Regions from separate parts of the Homo sapiens genome. Here region 2 is linked to region 1. A link is an interaction called in ENCODE POLR2A ChIA-PET data of the cell type or tissue named here. Cell type or tissue: IMR-90. All regions are shown on one strand. Each heading gives the region's core, and the rest is flanking DNA. Links, peaks and the distances in the headings are about the cores only. Region 1 overlaps PRKCE (protein kinase C epsilon). Region 2 overlaps PRKCE (protein kinase C epsilon).

The links. Peaks named below come from ENCODE experiments on the same cell type or tissue, not always from the same donor. Only the 100,000 strongest peaks of a DNase experiment are listed, where the experiment ranks them.
Region 2: POLR2A ChIA-PET joins it to region 1 with 8 read pairs; 5 of 35 experiments call an interaction of 5 or more read pairs at or near these places.

Annotation. Positions count from the first base shown.
Region 1 is chr2:45,995,446-46,008,072 of GRCh38, forward strand. It overlaps PRKCE (protein kinase C epsilon), which reads left to right. Exons shown (of 15, transcript NM_005400.3): 7 at 5,959-6,101; 8 at 9,097-9,193; 9 at 12,017-12,216. It also overlaps the pseudogene RPL26P15. Among named protein-coding and RNA genes, the nearest start is that of EPAS1, 300 kb to the right of the region's middle. RefSeq lists enhancers at 11,642-12,142, 11,897-12,627, 12,143-12,627. In IMR-90, for the core only: no CTCF peak of the experiment used is centred there; DNase peaks (open chromatin) are centred at 6,486 and 7,306; H3K27ac peaks cover 1,970 bases.
Region 2 is chr2:46,089,949-46,102,575 of GRCh38, forward strand. All of the region lies in intron 11 of PRKCE (protein kinase C epsilon), which reads left to right. Among named protein-coding and RNA genes, the nearest start is that of EPAS1, 200 kb to the right of the region's middle. In IMR-90, for the core only: no CTCF peak of the experiment used is centred there; DNase peaks (open chromatin) are centred at 8,023 and 8,863; H3K27ac peaks cover 1,565 bases.

The sequences.
Region 1 (12,627 bases), core at 5,442-7,941:
TTCTTCTATATTATCTTCAAGGAGTTTCATAGTTTTGCCTTTTACATTTAGGTCTACAGTCCATTTTGGATTCATTTTTGTGAAGATCGTAAGGTTTGTGTCTAGATTCACTGTTTTGCATGTCTAGTTTTTCTAGCACCATTTGTTGAAAACTGTCTTTGCTCCATTTTATTGCCTTTGCTTCTTTGTCAAAGATCAGTTGGCTGTATTTGTGCGGGTCTGCTCTGGGCTGTCTGTTCTGTTCCATTGATCTATTTGTCTGTTCCATTGATGTTTTGCCAATTCCACATTGTCTTGATTACTTCAGCTTTATAGTAAGTCTTGAAATTGGGTAGTGTCAGTCTTCTGACTTCGTTCTTTTTCTTCAATATTGTGTTAGCCTTTTGCTTGGGTCTTTTGCCTGGGTCTTTTGCCTCTCCATATAAACTTTAGAATGAGTTTGTCGATATCCATAAATAACTTGCTGGGATTTTGATTAAGGTTGCGTTGAATATATAGATCGAGTTTGGAAAGACATCTTGACAAATACTGAGTCTTTCTATCCATGAATACGGTATATCTCTATATGTATTTAGTTCTTGATTTTTTTCACAACGGTTTTGTAGTTCTACTTATATAGATCTTGTACATATTTTGTGAGATTTATATGTAAATATTTCATTTGGGGGAATGATAACATAGATGGTATTGTTTTTATTTTTAAATTCCATTTGTTCATTGCTGGTGTATAGGAAAACAACTGACTTTTGTATATTAACTTTGTATTCTTCAATCTGGCTATAATCATTATTGGTTCCAGGAGTTTTTTGTTGATTCTTTTGGATTTTCTACATGGACAATCATATCATCTACAAACAAAGATAGTTTTATAGTTTTATTTCTTCCTTTCCAATCAGTATACTTTTTATTTCTTTTTCTTGTCTTACTGCATTAGTTAGAACTTCCAGTATAGTGTTGAAAAGGAGTGGTGAGAGGGAGCATCCTTTTTGTGTTCCTGATCTTAGTATGAAATTGGCTGTAGGGTTTTTGTTGATGTTCTTTATTAAGTTGAGGAAATTCTCTTCAGTTCCTTGTTTACTGAGATATTTTATCATAAATAGGTTTGGATTTTGTCAAATGCTTTGTCTACATCTATTGTTAGAATTATTTGATTTTTTTTCTCTCTTTAGTCTATTGATAACAATTGATTACATTAGTTGATTTTTCAAATGTTGAACCAGCCTTGCTTGCCTGGGATAAATCCTACTTGGTCATGGTGTGTAATTCTCTTTATAAATTGTTGGATTCAATTTGCTGATTGTTGTTGAAGATTTTTTGCATTCATATTCATAAAAGTTATTGATCTGTAGATTTTATAATATCTTTGCTTTGATATTATGGTAATGGTGGCCTCCTAAAATGAGTTAGGATATATTCTGTCTGTTTCTTTCTTCTAGAAGATATTATAGAGAATTGATATAATTTCTTCCTTAAGTGTTTGGCAGAATTCACCATTTGGGCCTAGTGCTTTCTGTTTTGGAAGGTTATTAATGATTGATTCTATTGCTTTACAAGATAAGCCTGTTTGTACTGTGTATGTCTTCTTATGTAAGTTGTGGCAGATTGTGTATTTTAAGGAATTAGTCTCATTTTGTGTGGGTTATCAAATGATAGGCATAATATTCTTTATAATACTCTTTTATTCTTTTAATGCCCATAGGATCCATAATGATGTCCTCTCATTTCTGATATTAATAATTTGTGTCTTCTCTTTCTCTCTCTCTCTCTCACTAGCCTTACTAGAGGCTTATTGAGTCTATTGCTCTTTACAAAGAACCAGCTTTTTGTTGTTGGTTTTTCTCTACTGATTTTCTGTTTTTAATTCAAATGATTTTTGCTCTAATTCTTATTATTTCTTTTCTCCTGCTTACTTTGGATTTAAGTAAGCTACTTTGGTCTCCTTTTTCTAGTTTCCTAAGATAGAGGCTTAGATTATTGATTTTTAGAATGTTTTTCCTAATATATGCATTCAATGCTATAAACTTCCTTTGAAGCACTGCTTTTGCTATATCCCACTAATTTTGATGTTGTATTTTATTTTATTTCATTTTTTATTTTTATTTTATTTATTTATTTTTTTGAGACAGAGTCTCACTCTGTCACCCAGGCTGGAGTGCAGTGGTATGATCTCGGCTCACTACAACCTCTGCCTCCCGAGTTCAAGCGATTCTCCTGCCTCAGCCTCCCAAATAGCTGGGATTGCAGGCATACGCCACCACACCTGGCTAATTTTTGTATTTTTAGTAGAGATGGGGTTTTGCCATGTTGGCCAGGCTGGTCTCAAACTCCTGACCTCAAGTGATCCACCTGCCTTGGCCTCCCAAAGTGCTGGGATTACAGGCATGAGCTTCCATACCCGGCCGGTAAGTTGTATTTTAATTAATTCAAAATATTTTAAAACTTATCTTGAGATTTCTTTTCTCACTCATATGCTATTTAGCAATGTGTTTAATCTCCAAGTATTTTGGAATTTTTGAGCTATCTTTCTCTTATTGATTTCCAGGTTAATTCCATTGTGGTCTAAAGCCAACATTGTATGATTTCCATTCTTTTAAATTTGTTAAGGTGTATTTTATGGCCCAGAATGTGGTCTTTCTTGGTGATTGCTTCATATCTTGAGAAGAATGTGTATTCTTCTGTCACCGAATGAAGTTGTTGATAGATGTCAGTTATATTCAGTTGATTAATGTTGCTGTTGATTCAGTTGATTAATGTTGCTGTTGATTAATGTTGCTGTTGATTTGATTAATGTTTCTGCCTGCTAGATCTGTTTATTTTTGAATAAAGGGGTGCTGAAGTCTCCAATTATAATAGCAGCATCATCTGTTTCTCCTTGTAGTACCATCAGTTTTTGCCTCACTTACTTTGATGCTCTGGTTTTAGGTACATACACGTTAAAAATTACGTCTTTTTTGAGAATTGACCTTTTTATCCCTAATAACTTTCCTTGCTCTGAAGTCTGCTGGGTCTGAAATTAATTTAGCTTTTCTGCTTTTTTGGGTTTAGTGTTAGCATGGTATATCTTACTCTATGTCTTTACTTTTAATCTGTATGTGTCTTTAAGGTGGGTTTCTTGTGAACAACATATAGTTAGTTGGGTCTTGTTTTTTTTGATCCACTCTAACAATCTGTCTTTTAATTGGTATATTTAGACTATTGACATTTGAAGTCAATGATTATTGATTATTGACATACTTGGGTTAATATCTACTATAGTTAGTACTGTTTTCTATTTGTTGCCCTTATTCTTTGTTTCTATGTTTGTCTTCCACTCATTTTCTGCCTTTTGTGGTTTTAATTGAGCATTTAATATGTTCGTATTGTTTCTCTCCTTTCTTAGCGTATCATTTATACTTTCTTTTTTACTTATTTTAGTGCTTGCTGTGGAGTTTGCAGTATGCATTTACAACAAATCCAAATCTACTTTCAAATAATATTGTGCTGCTTCATGACAGTACAAGTACCTTATAATAACAAAATTATCCTAATTCCTCCCTGCCATCCTTGTCTCATTACTATCATTTATTTCACTTACACATAAGCATACCTAGCATATATGAAATACTATAATTACACATAATCAGCACATTACTAATATTATGATTTTGGGCAAACCATTAGCTGTTAAATTAATTAAGAATAAAAATAAAAGTTTTTATTTTACCTCCACTTATTTCTTCACCTTTCTTTACCTGCTCTCTTTTTCATGTAGATCCAAGTTTCTGAGCTGTATCATTTGTCTTCTCTCTGAAGAACTACTTTTAACATTTCTTACAAGGCAGATCACTGCCCATAAATTCCTTCCATTTTTGTTTGTCTGAGGAAGTTTTAATTTCTCCTTCACTTTTGAAGGATAATATTGCAGGGTAGAGAATTCTAGGGTGGTGGGGTTTTTATCTCAACATTTTGAATATTTAACTTCTTGATGGCATGGTTTCTGAGGAGAGGTTGGATGTAATTCTTATTTTTCCTCCTTTATAGGTAAAACTTTTTTTTTTCCTTTGACTTCTTTCAGCGTTTTTTAAATAGTTGATTTTCTGTAGTTTAGAAATTATATGCCTTGGTATAGTTTTTTGTTGGTTTGTTTGTTTGTTTCTTTTTGGCATTTATCCTGTGTGGTGTTCTTCAAGCTTCCTGGAGCTGTGGTTTGGTTTGGTGTCTGACATTAATTTTGGGAAATTCTCTGTCCTCATTGTATCAAATATTAATATTTTTTTCTGTTCCTTTCTCTTTCTTCTCGTAGTGGTAGTCTCTTTTTGCATATGTTACACTTTTTGTAGTTATCACCCAATCCTTGGATATTTTTTCCAGTCTTTGTTCTCTTTATTTTTTCATTTTTGAAGCTGCTATGGATATATCCTGAAGCTCAGAGATTGTTTCTTCAGCCATGTCTAGACTACTAATAAGCCCATCAGAAGCTTTCTTCATTTCTGTTAGTGTTTTTGATCTCTAGCAGTTCTTCTGATTCTTTCTTAGCATTTCCATCTCTCTGCTTATACTGCCCATTTGTTCTTACATGCTGTGTACATTATCCATTAGAACCCTTAGCATATTAATCATAGTTGTTTTAAATTCCCAGTCAGATAATTCCAGCATCCCTGCTATATCTGAGTCTAGTTCTGATGTTTGCCTTGTCACTTCAAACTGGTTTTTTGGGGTTTTTTTGTTTTTTTTTTTCTTTGCCTTTTAGGATGCCTTACAGTTTTTTCTTGCCAGACATTATATACCGGGTAAAAGGAACTGTCAGTAAACAGGCTGTTAGTAATGTGAGTAACGTGTGGAGGGAGGGAAAGAATTACATAGAGCTGTGATTAGGGTGTTTTCATGAATTTGTGCCTTTGAGCTGTGAACCTCACAAGTGCTGTTCAGTCCTCCCCTGGCCTTAGATAGGACAGGATGGCTAGAGTGGGCTGGAGTTGGGGATTTCCTTGTCCCCAGATCAGTCGGGGTCTGATAAAACCTCAATCTCTGATAAAAAAAAAAAACAACCCTCAACCTCTGATAAAATAGTTTCTCCTAAGAGAAGCCCTCGTTAAGAAGAGCAGAGTGCTCTGGGCTATTTTAAAAAATGGTTCTCTCCCCACGTTCCCCACCCCCAACCCCCACACTGAAATCCTGAGATTTTCTCCATATTTACTATGAGAATCTAGTTGAGCTCCTGAAGAGCACGACTCTCAACTGAATGTACAAAAGTCTATCAACTCAACGACTGGGTCCCCCTTAGAGTTTTTGACTCTCAGGCTTGTCTGCTCTGAGCCCATTTGTTGGTTACAGTTACAGTTTTTCTACCCCAGCATTGTTCCTACAGAGGTTTCTGCTTCAGTAAGTTGCGATTCTCTGTATTCGCCTGGTTGGCTGTCTAATTCTGGGAGCAGCAGTTTCAGTTTGCCCTAGGACTTCACTTCACTTGGTGGATCTCGGAAGAGCTGTTGATTTTGTAGTTTGTTCAGCGTTTTGCTTGTTAGAATGGAGTGCTGCTGACTTCTAAGCCCCTTAGGTGCCAGACTTCAATGAGCAGGTTGTTTTCACCTGTGATGTCTTACACCAAGGACAACTAAGTGAAGAGGGAAAAGCAAAGGAATTCATTGAATTCAGACTGGAGATCTGAAAGATTCCCAGTCCCTGGAGGGAAATATAAATGTGACATTTACTTACTTATCTATATTTAGGGTATACGTAGAAAGGATGGCTGGAATGAAGTACTAGAAACAGTGGTTATCTCTGCAAGGTGGTTTAATGAATGATTTTGGTTTTGTATGATGGAAGACATATATATATATATATATATTTCTGTATTTTCCAAATTATATCTTAAATGAACATGTAATACTTCATGAACATATAATACAATCTCAAAGAAAAGAAGCAACATCTTAGGCCATGAACACTTATCTGTCTTTTCTCCATGTCTCCTTACAGTCTGCAAAATGAATGTTCACCGTCGATGTGAGACCAACGTGGCTCCCAACTGTGGAGTGGATGCCAGAGGAATCGCCAAAGTACTGGCCGACCTGGGCGTTACCCCAGACAAAATCACCAACAGCGGCCAGAGAAGGAAAAAGGTAACTGGCTGTTTGGTGGTGTTGCTGGAGCCCTTTTCAGGCTAGCATTTCTGTGCTGACTTCCAGAGGGTGCTCTGGAGTGAGGTAATAAGATTCCTGGGTTTGAGGTATTTTACTCAGAACTGCAGTACTTAAAGAAAAAAACAAAGATAGAAGCCAGGCAGGTAACATTAATGTCTTCTTGAGCTCCAAAAGTGGACTGAAAACACAGCAAGCCTCAAGGGTTACGTTTGCCAAAGAAACATAAACTTTGAGATGAGGAATTTGAAATTCCTTCTAGAAAAAGCTTAACAACTCCATACAAGGAAATGGACTTATCTGCTTCCAGAACTGGCATGAAAGCAATGTCAGTGTCTGAACTTCACCCTTGGTATCATTATAATGGAGATAAATGGGTGAAGAACTGGAACCACATTCTTTTCTAGGGAGGAAGCCAAGATGATTTGTGATCATACCAGCACTGAGCTGCCTGGGGAATATTGTTAATGTCTCACGACATGAAACATCTGGGCCATTCTTTGGAGACCAAAACTGTCTCTATCTCTGTGACATTCTAAATATCAGTAAGAAGAGATCCATTTGCCAAAATGTTATTTTGGTAAGTCAGGGCCCACAGATGTAAACAGGGGGAAAGGCATCCGTAGCATTTCATTTGTAGGCTCTTCTTTAGCCCTGGCTCCTAGCCTAGAAAATTTAAGAGGTCTTTGAAAAGTAAGTTATGAGAAAATTAGAACCATGTTAACAGGGCAGAAAATCCGGGTGAAGGGTGCAGTGGGGCGTGGCCCTCATTGCCCAGTGGCGAACATCCTCAAGCCCCCTGCTAGAAAAGCAAGTCTGACTCTAGGTACCTCTGCAATCTTCCGCCTAAATAGTCTCCCTGAATTTTGCCCTGAAATGTCTTCTAAAGGCATTTCCTACATTTCCTGGTCATCTTGTCATGTTAGAAGCTACCCGTGGCTCTTCCATGTTGCTTCTCTTGTATAGGAAAGGTTGAAGGGTTCTTATTTTCTTAAACTTCTCCTACCCTGTTTTCTCAATAAGCAAAGCTGTTGTGCAAGGGTTGCAGAAAAAATTCTCTTCTCTCTGGTTGAGATAACTGAGACTTTGTGCTTTTGGTGGCTCTTCTCAGCTTTGTAAATTCCACTGGTGGAAACAAGACTTCACTTGTTGACCCAAGGCCCTGGAATTGCAAGCAGAGTATCAGTACCCAAGAATGCTAGGGCCCTGCTGAAGAGGCAAGCTGAGCAAACACTCTGTCATGACAACGTTATGCAAACACATTTAAAAGCTCTAGAGAGAACCCTTTTCAGGAGACATGGTTTTTATTCTTGTCTAGAAGTAAATTAAGACAGAATCTTTGTCATGAAACATTTGAAAGAAAACTCAGTACCTGCTGTCTTTGCGCTATATTTACATGGGTTGTCATGCCAGCTGTGAGACATTGTCTGCCTTGTCTTGGATTTGGAAGAACCAACAGGTAAGAAGCCAACATGGAGAAATTCAAGAAGGGGCAGGGTGGAAGGCTGAGGGACTGTAGTCCTGATATTTTTATTGCTGGGATGCTTCTGATGCCAAAATTGGGAAAAACCAAGTTGTAACTCAAGTCACTATGAGAGGTTGGGAGAGGAGTGCCCTTGGTCTGAAGCTCAAAGGCTTCTTTGCAGGAATATCAGACTTTCTGGTGTTTTGGTAGCCCTCGTGTTGCCCCTTGCAACTAGTCCATCATCCAGAAAGGATGTGTGTGCACAGCAGGTAGACCAAGAGTTAGTACTAAAAGGGAGCAGAAGTGTTTGTGATCTTTGAGTCTAAACCACTGATGTTAATGGAGACTCAAAGTGGATATGCCAGCATCTATGCGAAGGAACAAACCTCACTGGAGGTGTTCTATTAAAATTTACCAACAAATATCAATATATCTGAAAATATTTATTGAGCATCTATTATGTTTCTTACTTTGTGTAAGTCACTAGGGGCAATAAAAGTGCCGGACAGAGTCTTACCTTTAAGTATCCTATAGTCTACTTAAGTGGAGAACACCTCACAATATACACATAAAGATACTAACTATAAAAAGCTGAATAAGATATAAATAAGTGCCAAACAGGTGTTAGAGACAAGTGTCACATTGCTTTGCATGAGATAACTTGCATTGCTTGGATAGGTGGAGGGGGACGTTATGGAAGACATGGGGTGAGCTTTGCTTAGAAAGGTCAATTGTATTTGGATAGAATTAAAAGTGAACAAACTGAAGTCTCTTGTTTTCTTCCCTTAAATTGGCAAATGAAACCTTGAGTCTGTGCTTTCAGAATATCAATTCAGCAAGTAACACTGGGTATTAGGAACACTCTCTTTTTTTTTTATTTTAGCAGTTTTTAATGAAAGTTATATGTAAGATTTATTCCTGAATCCTCTCAATTGTTTTTTCCTTGCATTTGCCCTTCTCTTTTCCTACTTGGTGAGATGTGGCTTTCCGTTCAAAGATCTCTTTGCAGTCTTTGTCCAGCTTTAGCCTGGTGATAACCACCTTGCTGGGGTAGATACCCACGTGGATAGTTGAACATTAGCCTTTTCCTGCTGTACCCGTCCAATGTAGATGATGTATTTCTTCCTGTAAACCTGGACTACTTTTCCAGCTTGCTAACCTTTATGGTGTCCTCGCACAACCCGAACTACTTCATCCTTTTGGATGGGGTTGGATCAAACATTGTACCTCTGTCTCAGCTCTTTGGAATGAGGGGAAGACATCATCCTTCTGTGAATGTAGGGAAGGTGCACTGAAATTCCTTTTGTGGTTCTTGCTCTGGTCAGACGTCACAGAGGGATCGAACTTCATTTTGGCTACTTTGGCGATGGCTGCAAGAGGACAGAGATCTACTGAATTCCTGCTGCTCTGGGAACTCTCATGGCTCTTATACGGCATCTTGATGCTTTTGACATCAGAAAACTCTCAACCCTCCCTTCTGATGCCTCTGTCCCTGCTTTCTCTCCTCTCTAGCTCATTGCTGGTGCCGAGTCCCCGCAGCCTGCTTCTGGAAGCTCACCATCTGAGGAAGATCGATCCAAGTCAGCACCCACCTCCCCTTGTGACCAGGGTGAGACCCTCAGATTTGCTTCCTGACCTCTGAGTTCTGCCATTGGATGGACCAAGGAGCTCTGAGGCCTCTTTAACCAAGAGTGAGCTTGTTAGCTGAAATAGCTAGCAGCCCTGGTGGGTTTTCACACACCCGTTGCCTGTTGATTTAACAGTTCTTTCATTCTCCAAGACCTTCTTGAGGGCTGGGCACTCCATGGCCATATCTGCCTTAATTTCCTTCCAGGCCAGGGTAAGAGGAGAGCGAGTGTATGATGTTATGGTTATCTGTTTTCCCTTGCCTCTGTCCCTGGTTCCAAGTGTACTGCAGAGAGAAGGGTACAGCTCCCTCTCTTAAAGCTCTTGCCTGGCCCTAGACCTGTCAACACCACTCCCTTGAGTTGAGTTTGACACTCCCTCCCCCATCATCATACCCAAAACCTGAGATCAGCTTGAGTTTGGGGCTGGGTGAGGGAGGATGTCTTCTATCCTGGCCTTTGGGTGGGTGAGGATAGAAAGATGAAGCTAGAGGAGAGACTGAGAAAAGAAGTGGGAAGGAGGCCAGTCCTAGGCCTGTTTCCCCTCTACAGCTCCAGATATCTCCTTCTGTCCGACTGTGCTTCAGACAATAAGTTCTGCAGACATAATTTGCACAATAATAATTCTGCAGCCATCCGAGAATGATGAGGCTGAGGAGGGACTTACACTTGCAAAACCTCCTGCTCTCGTGACCATTATCAGATATGCCTGGTAAGGGACATATGCATCTGCAGAAGAGGAATAACCATCACAGCCTGACAATGGTGCCTTGGTTTTTCTATATCCCTTTTTGTATTCATTATCCTAATTTTATGCCCATACCCACTCTATGTTGGTGCTTCATTACTGTCCCCCAGGTTAGTGAGTGGGAAGTGGGAGGTCAGAGTGTGGAAAAGTTCTGTCCCAAGGTTTGGAGATAAGTCAGTGGTAAGGGCAAGACTGTACCCATGCTGGCTGAGGGACACACTCTCAGAAACCCTGCCATCAAACCTTCCTTGGAGGTCACCACCATGACCCAGACCTTCTTACCCAGGAGTAAATAAAAGAGCTTCGGGGGTCATGCACCAGCCCTGAGGCCACAGAATAATTGGTCTCAGTCCCTCTTCGTGCTACTCCAATTAACTTTCTGTGTCTTTATACTCTACCTCATTCCAAATGAGATTTGAAGCATTCATAAGTAGCCTGATGTACTCTGGGGCTGCAGAACTTGTAGCTATTTTCCCAGACCAGTTTGGGGGTTTTCACGTGTTCCTTTCTGAGGCTGAGATCCCCTTTGGGAGCTTCAGGGAGACAGGGTCATATAGAAAAGAGACCCCAGGTAAGAGTTCAGAGACCAGGGTTTGTAGGCCTGGCTCCTGCCCTGCATGCTCTCTGGCTCTGAGCTCTGCCATTGGATGGATACAGTGGCAGGATACAGCGGCCCCAGGGCCTCTGTTCATCCCACTTGACACAGACGCCAGGATTTCCCAGTAGTGATGTTAGCACAGATGTCCCTCTGAGCGACATTATTACAGAACAGAAATAAGACATAGTTTCTTTTTCTTCCCTTGTAAAGACACATAGAAAAACCTTTTCTTCAAGCTTTGCTGTCCCCAAACAACTATGTTTTGCCTTCCAAAATTCATTTAATAACTGAGGCTTTTAGCTCTATTGTGAGATTAAAAGTTATTTAGTCAAGCTAAGTGATAGGTGGATAACTGCTGAACTGGCAAGGGGAGTGTCTGCAGACTCAGCAGCTTTCCCCGTCTTCACCCTCCCCAACACGTCTCAGAGGAGCCAAACTCCAGATCTAGGAAAGATCTCCGGATTCCTTGAGTAAGCCCTTATGGGACTCTGTCCTTCTGAAAAGAAGCTGAAGATCTCTTTCTGTCACTCATGCCTAATTCTCATTCCCAAGGGTTAATAGGCTATGTTCCCCTTCCATAATCCAAGTTATTCACAAGCATCATTTAAAATCGGATTTTGCTCAAGATGCCCATTTCCACACAGAAGAGTGCGTGTCTTGATGAATGAGTTGCTAACAGTAAAGCTTCTTCAAATAGAAAAGGTCAGAGGATCATCCAGCATTATCTCCCCCAGGTAATTCAGGTCATAAGCTCTAGAGCGGGGCACAAGACTGTCTCGTAGTTGAGAAATTGTACTGAGAAATTCCCGCCCCATTGGAGATAAGTTTGCAACATGTCACTTGGGAAAGCAATTCTTTTGTTAATAATAAGCCCATTGCTCATTTTGTTAGATAACCTTGTGTAAGATGGGTATTTAGAAGAAACCCGGCAACAAGGCTGAGTAAAGGTTTTTAGAAGGTATGAAGGTTTCTACCTTCAGTGATCAGCCACCGTTCTGATGGCTCAGTTGTTGAAATAATTATATCACCAGTGATTACTGTGATGACAGTTCTTGATTCGTTGTTCTCATCTTCAGAGGAAACTTGAAGGATACCTGTGACTCTGCAGAATTCCAGAGAGGGCCCAGATTTGTGTGCTTTACCTAGAACAGTGGAATAGGCTACTAGCCAAAGGGGGCTTTCAGAGAGACAGCCAGGTCCAGTGTAATCTGGAGTTGACAAGGGCAGGGAAGGGACTGTGTCCTCCTCCTCTTTGCATACCTAAGCTCTGCTGCGCATTAGGTGCCAATAAGAGTGTGGTGAACAGATGAAGGAACATACAAAGGGATGTCACACTGGATCTGTTGTGAAGAACCAGAAAGAGGACTGAGAGCTTACAGGGGAAAGTCTGAGTGTTGAGTCCTAATGTAACAGGCTTAAGAGGTATGCACTAATGCAATTTCTTGTTCCCCTTGGCCCTAGAAATAAAAGAACTTGAGAACAACATTCGGAAAGCCTTGTCATTTGACAACCGAGGAGAGGAGCACCGGGCAGCATCGTCTCCTGATGGCCAGCTGATGAGCCCCGGTGAGAATGGCGAAGTCCGGCAAGGCCAGGCCAAGCGCCTGGGCCTGGATGAGTTCAACTTCATCAAGGTGTTGGGCAAAGGCAGCTTTGGCAAGGTCTGTGGCACACACGGGTGGAACTGCTGGTTTTGTTCTACTCCTTAGCATTGTTTCGTCTGTTTGATCTAAGATTGAGAGAGGAACCTTTCAGCCTGATCTCGTTAGGTTTTCTTTCCTTTTTTGTAAGTGCAAATGACCTGAGGCCAAGTAGATAGGAGCGCTGGTTCTGCTATTAATTGGCTATATGAGACTTTCAAGTAGTGATTTAATCTCTTTGGAATTCAATTTTTCTCATTTGTTGAATGGGGACAGGAATCAAGTGAGATGGTAGATGAGAAAGCACTTTGGAAAGTTTTAAATGCTCAGTGTTCCAAATCAATAGTAGTGTCAATACATGTCTTCCCTCCTTCAGAGATCAGCTGAAATTCTGTTTTTAATTTGTTATGAAGACTTTGAGAATGAATCTCT
Region 2 (12,627 bases), core at 6,807-9,306, 96 kb after region 1:
CATCAGTGGTTCCCAGATTGCATCCAAGATCTGACTGCCTCAGGGTCTCTGGTTTAAAAAAATACAGATCCTATAATACTTGGGGAGGGGAAATAGGTAAGGGGATGGGTGAAAACAGAATGGTCATGAGTAGGTGATTGCTGGAGATGGATGATGGGCACTTGGAGTTCACTATTCTGTCTACTTTTATGTATGTTTTGCCATAATAATCATAAACACAGATTCCAGAGTAATACTCCTGGAGCTATTGATTCAATAGACCTGATATATGGAGTTCAGGAATTTGTATTTTAAAAAAAGTGTTCTCTAGGTGATTGGGGGACCGTAGCTCAAGAGAATTTCATCCTCAGGACCTCTTCAAGCACTCCAGCTGTGAGCGGCCTCCCCTGACTCCCTCCCCTAGTGGGATCATGCCTCCCTGAGCAACATGACAGTCTCTTTATTGTGCATTTTGCTTGTTCCCTCTGCCACCCTTGGGTTTTTACTTATGATACCTCTTCTGTGATTGAGAACTCCACCTGAGAGTGCTTACCTAGTTGATCTAAGACAGTACCCTACTGGCAGTAGATGATCAATAAATATTTGTTCTTCTAGTCTCTCCTGCCCCAGAGTCTTCTAATCCAGTGGATTGCTACCTCACAGGTATATATTTCTCCAGTCTTTGTTTGAAGCATTTCTAGTATACAAGATATTTTTTTCTGTGACCCTAGAAAACACCCCATTTCCTCTTATCTTTTATTTTATGGATTTATGAGGACCCTGTGGTCTGTGTTCCCATGCTGCCTTTGTATCAAGCTGCAAAAGGCTCTGTGGGGAGGTCTATATGAGGTTGATGGAGAAGCTGTACATATGTGTTTCTGCCTGTTTGCTTCTGGCCATTCTGATCCAGGCAGAGACCATGTTTTATGTGATACAGGGAATTTATGTGGGAGACAGGCAAGACCAAATTTAGGAGGACAAGTGTCATTGCTTAAGTTGAGATAGAATTTTCCAGCCTTCCTGTTGGAATTGATATACAAACTAATTAGCAGCTAATTGGTTCATGTCCAAGAAGTAAGAGAAGTCATTTCTCTGGCTCACACTTGAAAGAGAGCCCAAACAGATAGACACAATCTCCTTTTCCTCTGGTTTCTTTTCCCCCTAGACAGCAGAGGGTGCTGTCTCTGTGTCCCCTGCTGGACACGGGGTGGGGGAAGCAGGGGGAGGGCTGGGTGGGGGTTCCTGTCCCTTGTGCTGTAGTAGAAGAATGCATTAGATCACCTGTTTCCACTTTTCCTAATTATGGCATTTAACCACCTGCCCTCCCCATACACTTGTAGGCACTGTGGGAGGTTTTTGAAGGGTGGGCTTTCCGTCCAAGGTTGATTCAGGGAAATTCCTCCTCCTCAACATGCTGCTCAGTGCTTATGCATGTTAGTCTCCGAGCTGCTCAACAGCAGCAGCTGACTTTCAGAGAATACTCCCTCTGTCCCCATGTCATGAAGGAGAAATTTTGTGATGATGCCTCAGACAGTGAGGGGAGTAGAGGGGCCTGGGAATGGAGTTGAAGGCTTGGCAGCCAGGAAGGTATCTTTTTATTCTTTTGTAATCCAGAAGCCAGGAGCGCTGTGCAGCAGAGGGTGGAGAAAGACGTAGATTCCATAGCCCTGACCAAGTGTCCCCATGTTTTCTGCCTGCATCCTCATCAATAAAGTAGGGATGATAGTTATACCTGTCTCACAAAGTCGTAGGGATTTCATGAGTGAATAGGTCTAAGTAATTTTAAATAAATACCACCTGCCACAGAGTAAGTACTCAGTAAATGTTAGCCAGTCACATACCTCGAATTTACATTACTAAGATACAGTGAAAGAACATTAGAGATTTCTTATCCATCCCGGTCTCCAAAAGGAATGCCTGAAATCACTTTAGAGAAATGAATTATTTCTTGTCCTTTTTTCTTCATTCTTCCCTTCTGATAAAATCGAACTCTTTCTTTTTTGAAATGATAAAGTAGTAGTCATAGGAAAAATAAAAATCTAAGCAGTGAAGAAAGGCGTAAAGTCCGTTTTTCTTCATCAAACTCATAACTACCCAGGGGTAAACAGTTTAACAGTTTCTAGAGAACTTTCTGAGAAATCTTCGTGAGCAACTTACAAAACCTCTTTGTGACTGGTCTCCACTTGTGAAGTTTAGATAGTACCTGCCTTGTCTCTTTCAAAAGGTAGCTGAGAGTGATTGCTGGAAGTCAGACTGTGATAGAGGATATGAAAGCCAGTGGGAAATGACAGAGCGTCTTATCTATGTCACATATCATGAATAATTAACATTTGTCATTTTGAGCATTAAAATTTGGTCTTTATCCACCAGCAGAGAAAGATGTAAGTTATAGACTCTTCCTCCTTAGATTCTCCAAGCCTTTTGATCTCTAATGAGCCCTTATCATCATTCCCTGAGAGTCAGTCTTGCCTTAGTGCCTGTCGTGTGCCCGGTGCCAGAATTGGGCAGAGGGGAGACAAGGAGAAAGGAGGTGCCTCTGCCTTGGCCAAGCCTAGATTCTTCTGTACTCAGGAGGTACTTAGAAAGGGCTTTCCTTGTTGACCATGATGTTTATAAAAAGTCAGATAAGAATCAAGAGCAAGGAACAAAAATCCAGTCAGAACCTCAGTGCACCTTATAAACCTGTCTTAACTATCTTGTTCTCTCCAGAGCTGGGGAACAAAGCCCAAAGGAGAGGCTTAGGAGGGGCTTTCCTAGAAGAAGCTGGGGTTGTACTGAGGTCTCTAGCTGTGCCCTCCAAACCAGGCCTCCGTATGGAAAATGCATACGAAGTTGTGATGTAAATTTTAGTCCTGCCATCCTGCTAGTCAGAGGGGAAAGTGTGTGCCTTAATCTCTGGAATCATATCCTGCCATTGGCACACAGTTAGGGATTTGCTGACATGAATGAAGGTCTTTAGTTAAACCTGAGTTAATAACTGGAAGGTCTAACGTGTAGTCTCATCCTCTTTTAATACATTATCAAGTTATTTAAAGCTCTAATACAAAGAAAGGGAGGAGAAGGTAGGGGCATCTCTTTTTGCCTTTGAGTCTTCTAGGACCTGACCTTTAGAAAGTCACTGAGGGTACTTGGGGATCGTTTTCCCCAGAGAGCATCGTTCTTAGCTGTCAGCGTTACCCCATCCATTATAGAAAATGATATTTTGACATAAAATTCCTAAGGATCTAAGGGCCGAGTCTCTAATGGAAGGAAATCAGCTACCATGGCAGAAATGATGAGTTAAATCAGGGAGGGCCTTGGAGACTGCATAATCCATCTCCTTCGTTTTATAGGTGCAGAACTTGGAAACCAAAATTGTGGAATAACTCACCCGAGTTTACACAATGAGATAGTATAAAGCTTAGATGTTACTTCAGTCAAAGATATACATACAGATGAATTAGTTCTACATGGTGTTTTGGTTAATAAAAAAGCAGTTTTTTTTTTTTTGCCTTCCCTCCCCTCAATTTCCCCTTCCAAAGAAGCAACCACATTCAACTCGCAGCTGGGTCTTTTGGTATGTACCTCTGTATTTAGAAATAACATTATCTTATTGTACTTTTCTTTTTTTTTTTTTTTTGAGATAGGGTCTTGCTCTGTTGTCCAGGCTGCCATGCAGTGTTACAATGATAGCTCACTGCAACCTGGAACTCCTGGATTTGAGCAATCCTCTCACCTCAGCCTCCCAAATTGCTGGGATTACACAGGCATGAACCATGGCACCTAGCCTTATTGTTATTTTAAAAACAATTATTTTACACATTATCTAGTGACCTACCACTGTGGAAAATGAGGTTTTAGTTCCGTTTCTCACCCACTACCCACCTCCACAGCCCTATCACATACGCACACCCTTCCCAACCTCCCATCCTCTCAATATGGTTTACTGTAATTTTGGTTAAATGAATATATAGTATACATTATTATAACTGTGAAATACCATTTGGAATTCAGTTATGTGGTATGCTATAGTTACTTTTCCTTCCCAGTGCATTTTTTTTGTTTATTTTCCCTGAAGTTAATAAATATCTCTTTGTTTTCTATGTAATTATTATTGATTCAACCACAAACTCTCTACAAACTGTCCATATCTCCTTTTAGCATGTTTAGGTATAAGCAGTATTCTATCAATTTCATATTCTTGGATACATTCTTTGCCAAGCCTTGTAAACTATTCCAGTCTAAATGGTTACCTTCTGCCCTGTGTGCCTGCTGCAAAGCTGTCACCCTGGGATCCCACTTCACTTTCATCCTAGGCTTCCTTTTCCCACTATCCTGTGAAGCTCCTGGTTCCAGTATTCCTTGCCTTCCTCTTTCTTTGTATACTGCATCAATTTGGTGAAGCACCTTTAGTAGATTTCTGAGAACAAATATATAGGAAGTGAAATATTGAGACTTTCCTTTTATATCTAAAATCATCTTTATTTTACTCTCAGACTTGATAAAGAGTTTGACTGGGCATAGAATTTTAGATTAAAAAGAATCTTCAGATGAGATCATGTCCTTTGCAGGGACATAGGTGGAGCTGGAAGCCGTTATCCTCAGCAAACTAACACAGGAACAGAAAAGCAAACACTGCATGTTCTCACCTACAAGTGGGAGCTGAACGATGAGAACACATGGACACATGGTGGGGAACTACACACACTGGGGTCTGTCGGGGATGGGGTTGGGAGGGTGGGGAGAGGGAGAGCATCAGAAAGAATAGCTAATGGATGCTGGGCTTAATACCTAGGTGATGGGATGATCTGTACAGCAGACCACCATGGCATGCATTTACCTGTATAACAAACATGCACATCCTGCATAAGAACTCAGAACTTAAAATAAAAGTTGAAGTTAAAAAAAAAAAAAAGCATTTTCACTCAATTTTAAGGTATCATTCCATTGTCTTCCAGCTCTCAGTGCTGCTGTGCAGAAGTCTGAAGTCAATTGAATTCTCAATCATTTGTATGGATCTATTTCTCTTTTCCAGAAGTGTGTTAAAGCTTTGTCTCCATTATTCTAAAATTATTGAATGATGCGATATAGGTCTGTTTTCATCTATTGCACTCGCCCGGCATAGATCTCTTCAATTTAGAAAATTAAGCCCTTCAGTTCTAGAAAATGTATTACTTATTTCTTTACTGATTCTTTCTCTTCTGTTTTCTCTTTCTGGAACTATCATTCAGATATTGGACTAGTCAACTTGGGGTTCACTGTAGACTAATCTGGGTGGCCCACTTAGTTGGGGAACCTCAGACTATCACTATTTCTAGGCCTTTCCTCTTGGAGTGCTTCGATTACTCCCAGAGTCCTGCCTAAAGGGAGACGGCCTGGTGGCCAGCATCGCAGGAACCAAGTGAAGCCAGATTAGAGGACCCGGCTTCCAGAATACACATGTTTATTTAATTCTCCTGTGTTCAGTACTATACCCTCATGCCCATCTACCCCCACTCCATGCTTAGTCTAGAGATCCTGTTTCACTTCTCCAGAGAATAAACCTCTAGGGACAGGGAAGGGGCCGTGCCAAGAAGAAAAGAGAATCTGGATTTATAACTAGTTTTCAACCAAATCTCTCTTTTCTCTCGCTCCACATCACCCTCATCTCCAGAGTAACTGTTACTGCATATTTCCTGAGCTTTGGGGATAGGAAGATGGAAATTCTGCAGCAAAAATTTCATTGCTCTTGACCTTCCCCATTGCTGGTTCAGGATTCAGTTTTCTTGGATCTACTAATTCAGTTACCACTCATCCGTTTACTTTCAAGATTCCAACATTGTGTTGCATTCTTTTCTTACTCTCTCCATCTTTGTGTGTAATTTTGAGAAGGAAAGTAAAATAGTGGTGAATATTCAATATCTACAGTCTTTATCCAGAAATGAACAAGAATCGTAATAACAGCAGCAACAACAATAATAGCAAAACACTTATTTAGCCTTTGTGTAGCCAGACACTATTCTAAACACTTTGCACATGTTACTTATTGAGTCATCACACCAACCTTATACAGTAGAAGCTCTTACTGTCCACTGGATTTACAACCTTTCCAAAAAGGAGATGTTGCCACATCCTACCACCATCACTGGCACTGTGTCAGGTCACCCTGTCCTCTCTGTTGCCAGTCACAGTTTTACATGGGAAGCAACATTGTATGTTGGAGACAGCACAGAGTTTGAGGTCAGAAGAATGAGGCTGAATCCTGGGTCTGCCTCATCTTTGTTGTGTTTTCCTGGGTAGAATAATTAAACTGTTTGAAATGCAGTTTTCTCAGTGTTCCATGGGAATTATAATGCAAACCTCTCTGGACTGCTTTGAAAATTACATGAGAAAACATTTGCAGAAGTGCTGAGTGCAATCTTTGACACCTAGTAAGCTCCATTATTATTGGTTGGCTAAACGGAGAACACAGTTCTGGAGTCAGAAAGTGAATGGACTGAATCATGCCCCCAACCCCCAGATTCTTATGTTGAAGCTCCAATCCCCAGTACCACAGAATGTGATGGCATTTGGAGATAGGGCCTTTAAAGAGGTAATGAAAGCAAAATGAGGTCATTGGGTGACCTAATCCAATATGACTGATGTCCTTATAAGAAGAGGAGGTTAGGACACAGACAAGCACAAGGGAAGACCTTGTGAAGAAACTGGGAGAATACAGCCTTCTGCAAGCCAAGGAGAGAGACTCAAAAGAAACCAACCCTGCCAGCACCTTGGTCTTACACTTCTAGCCTTCACAACTGCAAGAAAATAAATTCCTGTTAAGTCGCTCAATCTGTAGTTTTTTGTTATGGCAGTTCTAGCAAACTAATACTGAGAACCTCAGTTCAAGTCCTAGTATTGCCACTTACTAACTGTGTAATGCTGGGCAAATGACCTCATCTCTCTGAGCCACAGTTTCCTCATCTGTAAAATGGCTCCACTAATGTATATTAAAATAAGAGGGCAAGGCCTGCGGACTTGGCATAAATTGTAATAGTTAAATAAGCTACTGGGCATAAAAATGTCTCTGGGGTTGTTTAGGGGCTCGGCCAGTGCCTGAGGAGTTACAGGTACCCCCACGATGGTGGCAGTGCAGTAACACTGCAGTCTGGGAGGAGCAGGTTGGTGGATATGTGAGTCTGTGTCTCTTTTACAGGCTAAGGGCCCAGATCTCACAACCAGGTGATATTTTATTCTTGTGGTCACTTTGGGACCCAGGGACAGGATATATTGACACTGATAAACGTGCATGACGGTAACCAATGGGCTGGAAGGGCTGACAGATCTGCTTGCATTATAAAGCTGCAAAGTCGGCAGGGTGCAGTGGCTCACACTGGTAATCCCAACACTTTGGGAGGCCGAGGTGGGTGGATCACAAGGTCAGGAGATCGAGACCATCCTGGCTAACGCGGGGAAACCCCGTCTCTACTAAATATACAAAAAAAATTAGCCGGGCGTGGTGGCGGGCGTCTGTAGTCCCAGCTACTCGGGAGGCTGAGGCAGGAGAATGGCGTGAACCTGGGAGGCGGAGCTTGCAGTGAGCCGAGATCACACCACTGCATTCCAGCCTGGGAGACAGAGCGAGACTCCGTCTCAAAAAAAAAAAAAAAAAAGCTGTGAAGTCTGACTTTGGTGTCTTGACTTCCCTGTTGGGCTCCCTTTGCACCCAGCCACCTTCATGAGAACCCGGCCCAAGCCCTGGTCCCTATGTGACCTGCTTCAGCAAAGAAGCTGCCTTTGGAAATGTGCACTTTAGTTATAAAAGTCATTCTGTCCCTCTCCCATGTCATATAGATGAAGAGCTTGTCCCCTACTAAAGGAATGCCAAATACCAGCATGAGTTTTTCAGGAGTCATCACTTTTATATGGGTCCAAATCTACTTGAGGCTGAGACTATCTTTATCCCAAACTGATTCCATGCAGTGTTACCTGCCAATGACAGTTGGGGGGTGAAAGCATTGTGACCTAACAAAGGGGAAGGGAGGAGGAGAGAGGAGAGCCTGAGCTGGCTGGGATGAAAGCCAAGTTTACATTCCTTGGAGGAAGCCGCGTTATTGCTGACCAGCTTAGAAGTAGAATTCTGACTGCCTTTGACATCAGAGGTTTAGAGCAAACAGGAAGTTTGGAACCAAAGGGAAATTCCTGATTAAATTTGAGTGTTTCAGCTAGTAATGTGTGTTCAGAGCAAAAATTATGAGGGACCCCGTCATCTCTTATTTTTGTGTCTTTCATGGTAGCTCATATAGAACTGAGAACCCATTATAGTGGTTAAGGGCACAACTCTGGAACCCCTGGTCTCTAACCCTGCCTCTGCGCTCATTAGATCTGTGATGTTGGGCAAAGAACTTAACTTCCCTAAACCTCAGTTCCTTCATCTGTTAAATGGGGTTATTACTCCCCCCCCAACCCACACAGAAATATTGTGAGAATCAAATGAGAGTTAGTACAAGTAAAGCAGTAACAACTGGTTCTAGTACAGAGTAATTGCTCACTAAACATTAATTAATGTTATTATTATCATTGTTATTTTGCAAGTGGCTGAGTGCACAGTTCATAAGATTCACTTTGTCCATCTCAAAAATGGGGATGAATGTATCCTGCTAGTTAGTAAACTGATGAAAACACTTTGTCTAGTTAGAGGCCTCCAAACAAGGGCTAATTTGAGGTGTTGGGACCTGTCCTATATAGGGGAATTTGACATCAATATATTTTATTTTATGACTATGCTGTGTTCTATAGAAAGTAGATGCCTTGGAACAATTATTGCTGCAATATATTCAACAGCCAGTACTGAATGCTCCAAGGCTTAGTCATATGATTTTTGTTTCTTCAATGCCTTTGGCTATTGAATCATTAGATTGAGCTACTAAAAATGAGAATTGTTTCAGCAAACAAGTGGCAGCTTTGCCGTGGTAAGCAGAGTCCTGTGTGAATGTTTGAAGTTGGTCTCTGTGGTCCCTCCCAGTTGGCCATGTTTGTTTCAAGATGACTCAGGCTGGAGGTGGGGTGAGGAGGAGAGTGGTAGGGGGTACCATAGTGAGCTGAGGTAGTGGAGACTACACTTAATTGGCTTTGCTTCCCTCTGGTCATGCAGCAGCAAGCTAAGGATTCATACTGCTAATTGTTGCCACCTTCTCTCTCCTTGCTTCTGGGTCTCTTCTTCCAACATTCTTGGCCAATTCATTCTGGTAAGCAAGGAGCTGGGTTGCTTTCTTGCTCAGAAGCCTGCCATGACTCCATTATCCCAAGACATCCCCACTCTTCTGCCACTTACTCAAAGCCACCCATAAGCTGACCCTGCCCCTAAGCTTCCTCTCTGGGGTTTATATACTGATCTCTTTCTACCCCACAAGATGACCCCTTTCTATCTCCTCAACAGCTTCTCCAGCCAAACTCCTCTTTGAGTCACTACTTGAGCCTAACAGAGGTGCTCATTGACAGGCCTTTGACACACCCATACACAATGTGCATTTATTACCAAGATCTTAAGCATCAATAGTCACAATACAACATGTTTCCACCACCCTGTACCTTTGCTTAGGAATACCATACCTTTTCCTGGAATAAGGTATGGTATTTTTTTTTTTTTTACGCTAACTTTTCATCCTTTGAGATTCAGCTTCAGATCATTTTTCCTGGCTGTTAGTTATTTCTTCCAGCGAAGTTAGTTATTTCTTCCCCCTGTTAACATTGCATCTGCTACCTTATATTCTAGCACTTCTTATACTGCATTGCAACTATTTCTTGGTTGACTGACCCTACAGAGTTTCCATAGGTTATGATAAATGTATAGTTATACCCAGTGGCCCATGATTTCTTGACTAACCTATTTACATTTATCGAGAAAACTCCAGGGAGGTGAGGGGATTTTCTAAGCATATTTGGCTGCAGGATATATTTTCTAATGGACTTCTCACTGGACCGCTCTTCCCCTGGGCTCCTTTCTGTGTGCATGGCCCTATTTCACCTGTCTTTTTAGTCTTCACAAGGTCTGGTTGGTGAGTTGCTGCAGTGGAAAGAATACAGAGTTAGGAATTAGGGACTAGAACTCTAATAAAGCTCAGTCTTAGTTGGGTGTCCTTGGGCAAATGACTTCTCCTTGCTGGGTCTCAGTTTTCCTACCTACAAAATATGGTGGCCAGACTGGATGATCTAGCTCTGTGATCCTAAGATTGTTTGGTCTGGGAATGCCTTGAAGAGCATCTGAAAATGAATTTCTGAAAATCTGTCTCAAAATTACCTCAGTGAGGCTCCAGAAGGTAACTGATCCCAAGTAACAAGAGTGCCCCTGAGGAACATTCAGAGATCCAGGCCCACAATTCCTGTCATTCCTCGGAAGGTGAGACTTCATTGGCTGGTGGTCCTGTGCTCTGCTCTCGGTATGTCAAATCACCGTCTGTGGGTTTTCCTCCCTCTCTAATTTACCCAAAGTCCTCCCTCTTAACCAAAACAAATAGCTTTTGGGGGATCTGATGTTGCCAAGTTGTATTTGCTCCTGTGGCAAGCAGAGCTCCCGCAAGGGGCTGTAACCAACCATGTAAGCAAGAACTGCTGGCCGAGGAGCAGGGATGCTTGCTCAGAAGTCCTAGTCCTGTCAGGATTGAGAATGCCACCCCTGAGACAACACCCTCTCGGAAGTGGGGCATCTCTCATGAAGTCCCCTCCCGTGTTGGAAATCTGCTCATGCAAAAGCATTCATCAGAAGGGGGTTTCTTTCTAGATTTGTACTTTTGTCTGGGGAAGCAACTAAGAAAAATATCTGTTGTTTGAAGAGCAGTATAATTTAAGCAGACATTCATTTATTCACTCAACAGACAACGAGTAAGTCATTTTTGCTGTGCCAGGTATAGGACTCTAAGATGCCATGACAAGGAAGAAGAGCACATTCTGTCTCTAGCTTCTTTCTGAATCTTCCTTCTTTCCTTTTCTTTTTTCTCTTCTCTTCTCTTCTCTTCTCTTTTCTTGATGGGATCTCGCTCTGTCACCCATGCTGGAGTGTAGTAGCACGATCTCAGCTCACTGCAACCTCCGCCTCCCAGGTTCAAGCGATTCTCCCTCCTCAGCCTCCCTGAATAGCTGGGATTACAAGCACCCGCCAACTTGCCTGGTTCACTGTTGGATTTTTAGTAGAAATGGGGTTTCACTATGTTTGCCAGCTAGTCTCAAACTCCTGACCTCGAGTGATCTGTCCGCCTTGGCCTCCCGAAGTCTGGGATTACAGGTGTGAGCCACCATGCCTGGCCTATTTCTTTTTTAAAAAACTGATAACCAGAGAGACAGTCTCTGCCCCTTTGGCACTTGAATTTAGGTGGGGATGGCAGACAATAAAAGAAGCAATAACAATAAGAGTTATGATAGAAAAAAATATGGAGTTGCCAGGGAAACACATTACAGGGATACCTCAGCCAGTTTAGAAAAAGTCAAGGAAGGCTTTCTGGAGGAAGTGACCACTCCCGGAGAGATCCAATGGGCTAAGTAAGAGTTGGCCAGAGAAAGAGGACATGGAAGAGTGGCCCAAGGAGTGGGAATAGCATGTGCAAAGGCTCTGGTGGAGGGAGAGGGAACACCAAATGGGTCTGTGGCTCTACAGAATTTGTATATGCCTGGAACTCAAAGCACAAATAGAGGCCAGGGACCCTAGCCTCAGAGGCTGTCGAATGACTGTCAAAGCCCTGTAAGTGCACGGTGACATGACCTCAGGTTTTATCTGGAACAACATGTGGGAACTGAAAGATGATCCTAGTATTTAATAGAATTTCAGAGGTGGGAGAAAACTTGGGAGTTTAGTCCTCCAATTCGCTGTTTTATAGATGACTAAACTGAAACTCAGAGACGATGTGGCTTGTCCGAGGACACTCGGTCTCATAGCAACACAGACAGAACCATAAGTTGGGACTCTAGTGTTTTGGTGGTGTATGCTGATAAACTGGCTTTCAAAAAAAAAAAAAAAAAAAAAAAACCCAAAACCCTGATTTGTAGCATTAACTGATTTCTATGGTATAAATATTCTCCCTGGGGCCAGTTTCAGGCTATCCATGTTGAACAACCAGCTCACAAAATTCCTGAAATTTTAACAATCTGCTCTTGTGAGCTGGTGTGAGCTAGCTACAGGTCCCGGCGGGAAAGGTGATTGTGCGTGTCTCTTCCCCATTCTGTGTTCAGTCACATTCCATTGGTAGCTTGAAATCAGCCATGATGGTAGTACTTATACCATGGAAATCAGCAAGGGTTTTCCTCATTGTAAAGCCATTGTTAAGTGCTTGCCAGGACACCACTGGAGTATACAGTTTTCAGGACTAGTAATCAGAGACTCTCTTATGAAGATAAGAGAAAGCATTCCAGTGTGTTAACAGGCCTACACTGGGTTCCTTTACATCTCTGGCCTTGATTTCCTCACCTGTAGAATGAGGATAATGTCAAAGTTCAATAAATTTCAGATGTCTTTAAGATACACCATTATTTTTATTTAAATAAACTTTTTGTTTTAGAACAGCTTTAGATTTACAGAATAGTTGCAAAGATAGAACAGAGAGTTGCCACACACCCTACACCAGGTTCCCCTATTAATGAACTAATACTGACACATTATTATTAACTAAGCCCATATTTTATTCCAATTTCCTAAGTTTTTACCTAATGCCTTCTTGTCGT